2 separate regions of the Homo sapiens genome follow, and region 2 is linked to region 1. A link is an interaction called in ENCODE POLR2A ChIA-PET data of the cell type or tissue named here. Cell type or tissue: Panc1. All regions are shown on one strand.

Evidence for each region. Peaks named below come from ENCODE experiments on the same cell type or tissue, not always from the same donor. Only the 100,000 strongest peaks of a DNase experiment are listed, where the experiment ranks them.
Region 2: POLR2A ChIA-PET joins it to region 1 with 7 read pairs; 2 of 35 experiments call an interaction of 5 or more read pairs at or near these places.

What each region holds. Positions count from the first base shown.
Region 1 is chr10:31,276,764-31,281,763 of GRCh38, forward strand. No RefSeq gene overlaps it. Among named protein-coding and RNA genes, the nearest start is that of ZEB1-AS1, 40 kb to the right of the region's middle. In Panc1, no CTCF peak of the experiment used is centred here; no DNase peak of the experiment used is centred here.
Region 2 is chr10:30,912,875-30,917,874 of GRCh38, forward strand. All of the region lies in intron 3 of ZNF438 (zinc finger protein 438), which reads right to left. Among named protein-coding and RNA genes, the nearest start is that of ZNF438, 120 kb to the right of the region's middle. In Panc1, no CTCF peak of the experiment used is centred here; a DNase peak (open chromatin) is centred at 2,481.

The DNA.
Region 1 (5,000 bases):
TTTGACAACCACTTGGGTGAGTAGATATACAAAAAAAGATGCAAAAAAAGGGAGGAGGAGGTGATAGGCAGAATTCTATGATGATCCCTGTTATCTGCGTGTCCTTCCCCTTGAGCACAGGGGAACCTGTAAACATGATGGCATATCACTATCACAATTAGGTTAATAATAAGTTGACTTTGTAAAATCAAAAGAGAGATTATCCTGGTTGGGTCCTATCTAATTATGTGAGCCTTTAAAGAAGCGTGACAAGTCAGACGCCAATCCAGCTGGCTTGGAAGAAAATAAATATCCATGTTGTGAACTGCCTTGGGGAGCCATATGTCACCTATATTTAACTGACCAAGTATTTATTAACCGACTAGTGTTTGCAAGATTCTGTTGGGCCCAGCTGTGGAGTTAAAAAAAGTTCACAGTTCTTTTCCTCAAAAAGCTGACTATCTACTAAGAAGGATAACATAAGAACACAAACAATTTTTCTTCAAGGCAGATTACACTAAAAGTCCTAGGAGAGACATACGCAAAGTGTTATAACATTTTAAGGAAGAACAGGTCACATCTGGCTAGGAATGGAAATATTTAATAAAGAGGCATGGGAGAAAGTATTAAAAAATAAGATTACCATAGGCAGAGAGATAGGAAAGAGAAGAGCAGAGGGGTTGGATAAAACGGAATCATATATTCCAGAGAGAGAGATCAAATAGACTAAGGCTTGCAGGTATGAAAAATACAGAGCATATTTGTGGAATTGCAAGTAGTCTAGTATGGCTACAGTACCAAAACCAGTGGTGGAGCAGGAGGAGGATAGGACCAGAAAAGTCACTAGTAAGGGTTTCTAAATGTTAAGGGAGGATCAGTGTTCAGGAGAAGCAAGCAGGAGTGGGTGATGGGGCCTGTCCATAGAAGTTAGCGGGACTAGAATTCACTGACTGGACATTAAGTTGATGATTTACCAAACTCAAATCCTTCTTTTCTGCTAACAGGTCCAGGATTGCTCCTAGAGCCTTATAGTGCCTTGACTTTATTTATTTATTTATTCTTATTTTTTGAAACAGAGTCTCACTCTGTGGCCCAGGTTGGAGTGCAGCAGCACAGTCTCAGCTCACTGTAAGCTTTGCCTCCCAGGTTCAGATGATTCTCCTGCCTCAGCCTCCCAAGTAGCTGGAATTACAGTCATGTGTCACCACACCCGGCTAATTTTTGTGTTTTTAGTAGAGACGATGTTTTACCATGTTGGCCAGGCTGGTCTTGAACTCCTGACCTCAGGTGATCCACGCGCCTTGGACTCACAAAGTGCTGGGATTACAGGCGTGAGCCACAGTGCCCAGCCAGTACCTTCACTTTATACATGTGTGTTTGGGAATATTAAGAATAGCAGCGATGGACCGGGCGCAGTGGCTCACACCTGTAATCCCAGCACTTTGGGAGGCTGAGGCCGGTGGATCACCTGAGGTCGGGAGTTTGAGACCAGCATGACCAACATGGAGAAACCCCGTCTCGACTAAAAATACAAAATTAGTCAGATGTGGTGGTGCATGTCTGTAATCCCAGCTACTTGGGAGGCTGTGGCAGGAGAATTGTTTGAACCCGGGAGGTGGAGGTTGCAGTGAGCTGAGATGGAGCCATTGCACTCCAGCCTGGGCCACAATAGCGAAACTCCACCTCAAAAAAAAAAAAAAAAAATAGCAGTGATATGAGGCACAGGACTCCATTGTACTTAGAAAGATAACCTTCATGGCAAATTGGAAATCTCCTCTGTATTTCTCTTGCTGTTTATGTGTACTAAAAACAGCTTATCATAACTTTATCACTTACACATAAATTTAATGTGGTATCTATATCCCCATAGCTTATCTTCACTGCCAATTTGGTGTTCATTGAGAGGGGATTTTTATTTCCTTGGCTTTCCTTTTCTAAGGACAGCAAATTCTCATACTGCTTTTCCTATGCTGGTCATTAGAAATATGGCTATCTCTATGAGTCAGCAGAATTCCTTATCTTTCTGGAACTGGTCAGATGTTTCCCTGTCCCTAATCCTAGGAAGTATCACATGGAGGAAAAGAGATAATGTGTTTTCTGTATGTTGAGTAGCACCTCCTTCCTGTAACATAGATTTTCTTACCTTGTTTATAATTTCACAGACTTTTCTCGAAAGGCCTTGTTACAATTGCAAACATTAAAAATATTATAATCTCTCTTTAAGCATCACTTCTAGAATTCTTCTAAATTACATATAACGTATCTGACAGTAACTCAGTATTTACTAGTGTTACTGACCTTACTCAGCAATACGTGGAAAACTGGGCTGTCATAAAACATGGCTTAATTGCAAAGTTTAATGTGAAAAATCAACTTCCATTTTAGGATATGATAGAGGAGCTTAGCATACACCAATGCACCCATGGAGAAAACACAGAAAAAGCTAATGAGATACACAAAATATCTGTTCCAGTGCATCAGTGGTTTGCTTCCTGAAGCAACCAGGAAGAAGAGAGCCCAAGATTGTGAAGATTCTGGAGAAGAGACAACAGTGGGGAGACTAGCTTGGAATCTGCAGCTGACTTTAACCATGGGTAAATTTGCCAGTTTTGGACTCTAAAATCTGAGAATTGCCTGGACAGAGGGCTACTGGGAAAGAAGGACACCAGCAGAGTTTTTGGTGGTCTTGCAGTACTGGGTCTAGAAAACTAAAGATATGAAGGGCTAGTGTTTGATTGAAAGGAATGAGTGAAGCACTAGAGTTGGCACAAGAAAGTTTCCCCCACAATATGTGCTGAATTCTGAAGCTGCATGAGACGGAAAAATAAGAAACTAAGAACAAAGCCCCAGAAAAGGTCTGCGTTTCTGATTCAGGACAACAATAATAATAGAGTTAAGAACTAGCCAAGAGAAGCTCCAGTGTACAGTACAGGTTTCCATGCGGAAGCCTTAGAGAGCCACACTCTAGCGAGGTAAATAGAGTTTTCACCTGTGTGAATAAAGCTTAGTCCCTGGTTGTATTTGTTATCAGTCTTCATTCTATCTACCCAGAAAGGAAAGATGAAACTTCTCTGGAGAAGATTATGTGATCTGGAACCTCTATGATTTTTTAATGTATAGTGTCCAGAATTCACTTTTTAAAATTACTTAACATGCCAAGAAAAAGATCATAAAATCAAGAATCGGTAGATAAGAAAGATCACTATATGATTTGGTGATGGGATTAAGCAGACAAGGACTTTGAAATAATTATGATTAATATGTTCAATGAAATAGAAGAAAAGGACAAAAATATACTAAGATACTAAAAAGGGCAAGAATGGAAATTGGAAACTCAGCATATGGATTTAACAACATATTATATATGTGAGATTAAAAGCATAAGGAAACCCAAAGTGAGGCCAATTCAACACTCAAGAACAGAGCTAAAAAAAAAGTGTAAGATACAGAAAAGAGTATGAAATAATACATGTGAAACATAGTGAAAATGTCCAAGAAACATGTAATTAAAGTCTCAGAAGGAACTGGAAGAGAGAATGTAACTAAAGCAATATTTGAAGAGATAAAAATGACTATTCCAGAAGATGAAAGACATCAAACACAAATCATTAAGCTCTGAAAGCCTTAAAAGGAAAAATACAGAAAAGGATAAATATTCCTGGCACACTAGAATAAAACTGCTTTAAAAAACACATAGACAAAAAGAAAATTTTAAAAGCAGCCAGAGAGAAACTTTACTTTCAAAGCATCAGAACTGATTAATTGATGACTTCTCAACAGTAATAATGGAAAACAAAAATCAATAGTATGACAGAGCTAAGAGTGCTTAAAGATCATAACTGCTGATCAAAAACTGTAATCCCCAAAGTCCTTCAAAAATTTAGTGATGTAAAGACGTTCCAGGAATACAAAAACTGACACTTAGATAATTTGTTGCCAATAGACAAGCAGTTCAAGAAATACATGAGTTCTTCAGAGAGAAAGAAAATGATCATAGACAAAAATATCAATGTTACAAAAAGCAAGAGAAAAGATAAAAATTTTTGATAAATATATTAATAATTGAATATTGTCTGTATAAGGTGATGATAATGATAATGCTGAGTCTTTACAGAGTTTAAACTACATAAAGAATTAAAAGGCAAAAAAGAATAAGTTTAAAAGTGGGCAGGGATAAACTGAATCTAAAAGTTATTAGGTCTTAGCATTATCTGGGAAGTATTAAAAGTAATAATCTATATTAGCTTATAATAAGTCAAAAACGTGAATTGTAATCTCTAGGGTAGTTACTAAAGAAGAGTTAAAGATGAACAACAAGATAACAGTTGAAACAAAATAATCAAATGATTAATACAAAAGTGGACAATAAAGGAGAAGAAAAAACAAAACAAGTGGGTTAAATAGGAAAAAAAAGAAAGAGGGAACATTTAAACCCAACAATGTCAATAATTACAATAAATGTAACTGAATAAAATATTCCAAGTAAAAGACTAAGATTTTCAGACTAGAGGAAAACAAAGAAAAACAAAACAAACAAACAAAAAATTCTAACTATATTCCTTTTACAAGAGACATATTTAAATATAAGGACACAGGTTAAATGTATGAGTATGAAAAAATAGTTGTTTTAGTTATACTAAGATAAGAGGCATTATAAGAGATAATGAAGAACTTTTCATAATGATAAAAGATTCAATCCACCAGGAAATATAAAAATTTTAAATATGTATGCACTCAAAGATTCAAAATGTATACATCAGAAATTAATAGTACCAAAAGAATAAATCAACCAAATTATAATTACAGAGGAATTTTTTTTTTTTGAGACAGAGTTTCGCTCTGTCATCCAGGCTAGAGTGCAGTGGCACGATCTTGGCTCACTGCAAGCTCCCCCTCCCGGGTTCACGCCATTCTCCTGCCTCAGCCTCCCAAGTAACTGGGACTACAGGTGCCCACCACCATGCCCAGCTAATTTTTTGTATTTTTAGTAGAGATGGGGGTTTCATGGTGTTAGCCAGGAT
Region 2 (5,000 bases), 360 kb before region 1:
GATCTGCTGCTGGAATTCCCTCGCTGTCTAAATGCTGTAATCAGAAATCTAGTAGTTATTTTTAATACAGTTCTCTTTCCTCTCCCATTTCTAATACAACATATCTGTTGGGATTTAAGGATTAAATCTGTTATCTTTTCTATAACTGCACCACTATAACTTTACCCCAAGGTCCATCCTCTCCAGTGTACCCCACTAAAATGGCCTGTAACCAGTCGAGACACTTCCACCCTTTACCCCAAAGCACCATCCACGCTGCAGCCAAAAGGATCTTTACAGATTGCAAATCTGGACAAGTCAACTTCATGCTTAAAACCCTTTATTTGTTTCTCATTGGTCTTAGAATAAGCACTGATCTTTATTAAATATGACCTAAAAAGCTCTATAAGGTCTGAACTCTGCCTCCCTCTCCAGTCCAATTTCATACCATATATTCCCTTGGTTCTCTCAGCCCATTCTCCACTTGGCTTGATTCCAATTCTTCCTGCTTGCTTTGCTCCTTCCCACCACAGGGTCTTTGCCCATGCCCTTTCTTTTCTCTGTTTAAAATGCTATTTCTTCCTCCTCTTCTCCTAGTTGACTCTTATTCATCCATCAGATTTTTGCTTAAATGTATCCTCCTTAGGGAAGCCTTCTCTGGCCTCCCAGATGAAGCCAAATACTTTTATTCTTGGTACTCATCATCTTACCCCTTTCTTTCAGGTTAGAGAAAGAGTAAGTGAATTTAGGGAGGAAGGAGGAAAGAAGTATCTTAGTCAGCCTAGAAATTAAGACACTTAATCATTTAGTTGGAAAAGCAAGCACAGGCACAAGGGGAAGAAGAATTACTTAGGTAACAATAGGTTATATGAAGAGAATTACGTGGGTAATCACAGGCTGTAAAAGGAAAGAAAAAACTAAATAGCAAATCTTCTGGAATAAGAACAAGGAACTTCTCTTGTATCTCCAACCTCACAGTTTTTATTAAAATGAGTTAGGGAATAGAATGTTCCCACTGGAACTATATGTTCGGTATACAGGTGATGATTCATCCAGTCTTAGCATATTAAGCCATAGACAAATCCAATCCAAATGACTAAAATGACAAAAAATATGTAATTTTAATAGGTTAATTTCAACAATGTCCTAAACACGTTTTAAACTGATATTTTGCATTATTGCTTCACATTTTATGTGTGCGTATAAACTAAAAATCAAAATTGATTTTAATGGAATACCACTTAGTAATCGAAATGAACAAGTTATTAATAAACACAAGTTGGATGAATCTCAAGGAAATAATATTAATTTCGAGACAATCTCAAGAGAATGAAAAAGTTAAATTAAAAAAGTTAAATCAAAAAAGTTAAATCTAAGGATCCATTTAAATAACATTTTTAAAATGGAAAAATTATGGCAACAGGGGGCAGATTAGTGGTTGCCAGGGGTTAGGGACAGGGGTGGGAAGTGGGAAGGTAGATGAGTGTGATTATAAAAGGCCAACATGATGGAATCTTTGTGATGGAAATGTTCATCTTGACTGTAGTAGATACAAGAAGCTACACATGTGATAAAAATTAGATAGAACTAAATAAATACACACACAAATGAGTTCGAGAAAAACTAGGAAAATCTGAATAAGATCTAGAATGCATCAGTGTTAATATCCTGGATGTTACCACTGGGGGGATTGTGTAAGCGGTGCATGGAACATATATTATCTCTTGTAACTGCATGCAAATTTACAATTATCCCAAACTTAAAAGTGTCATTAAAAAACAGCTTTAAAGTGGTTTCACAGCATTTCTCAAAGACACTGGATTATATATACTCGACTACAGAATTCCAATTTTTTAAAAGGAGGCTTCCTCCAGTTTCTTCATGTTCTACCTTTGTTGCTGTCAGCCCATGAAGAAAGGGAGATTTAGGTAGACAGAAAGAAATGTCTTGAGGTTGTAATGAACACAATAAAAAAAAATCAATATTTTTAAAAAGTAGATCTTAAAATGTACTTGAAAGTTTGAAATCATAATGACATAAACAACTATTTATGACCTAAGAAGAAATGCCTACTTTGGTACTTTGAAGTATTAAAAAAAATCACATAGAATTAAATTACAAAGCTCAAAACTTGTTTAGGCAGCTGGTCTTTTTTAAAATCAAGGAACTTTAAACCTACAATTCTAATAGGCTTACTGGTGACACCCCAATCCTTTGAAAAATAAATGAAATATCATAAATCATTTGACAGTTTTTAAGCTTAGATTTTTATCATCAGTCAGACTCTTTAAAAATAAAAAAGCAATATGAAAGGATAGGATCTTGCTTTGTGCCCTATGAAGTTTAAGATAGAAAATAAATCATACTATTAAATGTCATTTAGAACCTTAACTTCAATACTTAGGATGAAATTGGCATAATATTCATGGTCATTCCTATGAGAATTCATGCAAGTCGAGTAGCTTTTCTTACAAGATATTGCAGAACTCTGGCACTTCCTGTGATAAATGAAGCAATAAGGCTTTGGAATTGCAATTGTGTATATTTAGGTACTTCATATAAGCAACCAGACTGTCATCTTGCTGGATATCTAGCACTATGAATTTATTATTTGTTATCCAAAGGAATGTTTGAATACTTATAAAGAGTAAAGGGTTGGGGTAAGCCCTTAACATTTAAAGCTACAAATGTAGGACTATATAGGAAGCCACAGTGTCCAACCTTAATTTTCTCGGCAAGTTAATTTAATGAAAAATATTCACAGATTTTTCAGGAAGTGCAGAGATGAAAAAATCTATAAATATCTTGAAAATGTTTAGGATTCAACATAACATTAAGATCTAGATATTAGCCACAGCATCCTGAGAATTTTTATCACAGTGAAGTTGCAAGAAAATATATTATGGGAGTCATTCTCCATGACCTGGTTTTAAGGTAAATTCATTGATGGGTCAATAATCAGTTCAACTCATAAAAGTGTGCTTTGAGAAGTCAGCTGAACCAGCATTAGTGGAAAGAGGTCAAAGCCGGGCCCTCTCAGTTATCTGGCCCATCCTATTTTAAAAGAATTCTGTTGGAGGAGATTCATTCCAAAGGCCAAAAAAATTACTTCTGTCTTTTCTGATGGTTTCATTTACCCATCACATAAGTGAAAATCCATAATTTTCTTTCCCTTCTTGAAGCAATAATGGCGGAACTTCTGAGAAACAGTCTCAGAAGATTTATACTGTACCAATATAAATCCCAATCATTTTAGATTTCAGTAGTTCTTCTAATTCGCTTTTAAGATACAGCCACCAAAACTGTGGCCTCCAAATAAGGCCACTAATGTCACATCCATATCAAGCTGTATAGGCATTTGATAAACACTTGAATGACTGAATTAGTGACAGCAGAAAGCCTACTTCTCATATTTTGCATATCGTATTATTGCTAAGAAGTATCCTTAAAGATTATTTAAGTGTACCTCTAATTTCTCAAGAAATTAAATGCTGAATACATACCAAATAGTATTTTCAACAAATGTGCAAGTTATAAATAGTAAAATGAACACCTGTTTTCCCACTAGCCAGTTTAGAGAATACATTACTTATAACTTTGAAGTCCCCTTTATGGCCTTTCCCATTCCAATTCCAATCCTTTTTCCCATGCCTTCTCTCCAGCTATCCTTTTTTGTTGTTGTTGTTTTTGCTTTCCTTTATAGTGTTACCATATGTATCCCTAATATCTTGCTTAATTTTGCAAGATTTTGGATGGAGTTATATTGGTTGGAATCATATTGGAAGTATTCTTAAGTTTCTTGGTTTTATTCTGTTCATGAGACTTATCCATGATGATATGTTTGAATGTGGCACAATTTGTGTCTTCTCTTATTGATGGATATCTGAGTTGTTCCCAGCTTTCTGGAACATATTATGTATTTCTCTATGTAGATTACCAAGAGTTTCTATGCCTCAGAGTGGAGTTGCTTGGTTGATATATGCACAACTTATTAGTTAATGCAAATGTATTATATGGTTGATTCAATTTGTATAACCACTAGCAGGGCAAGATAAGTTCAGGATGCTCCAACATTTTTGCCAATCTAATGGACATAAAAAAGTACTTCCTTGTGATTTTTAAAGCTCTTTTTTATTTCTTGAGGCAAAATTTATATAAAATGAAATGCACCAATCTTAAGTGTACCATTCCATAAGTTTTTTTACAAATGCATATACCTTGTAACCCAAATCATTACCACTACCCAAAGTTTGTTCCTTCAAAATCCTTCCCAGTCAGTTCCCGTCCCATCCCCTAGAAGCAACGACTTTTCTCATCCTTTCCCCTCACAGATAATTTGCCAGTGTTTCATTTTATGAATAACCACAGTCTGTTTATCCATTCTCTTACTGATGGGAAGCTGGGCTATTCCAGTTTCTGGCTAGTATGATTGAAGCTATATTATGCACATATATTATGTATGTACTTCTCATAAGAATCTTTTTGGTCGATTTTTATTTTCATTTCTCTTAGGCAAATATCTAGGAGAACTGCTGAATCATTGGGTAAGTGTATTTAACTTCATAAGAAACTGCCAGATCTTTTTCCTCAAGTGGTATACCTAATGTATAAGAATGCCAGTTGCTCTAGATCCTATCTGATTTTAGACAGTATGGTGGGTTTCTCATTCTCATTTTAACCTGCATTTCCCAGATGACAAATGACGCTGATCACATGCTTACTAATCATTTGAATATCTTCCGTTGTGCAGTGTCTGTGTTACAAAGTGTCTTTTCAAATCATTTGTTCCCTATTCCTTTTTAGTTTCTGGTTGTTCCGCTTTTTGTTATGGAGCTGTATAAATTAGCTATATATTCCTTTGACAAATATACATTTAGCAAATATTTTTCTCAGTCTGTGGCTTGTTTTTTGTTTTCTTAGTGGTATCTTTTGATAAACACAAGTTTGGTTTTTTCAATGAAGTCTATTCTTTAAAGCTTTTCTCTTACAGTGATTGCTTTCTACATCCTAAGAAATCTTTG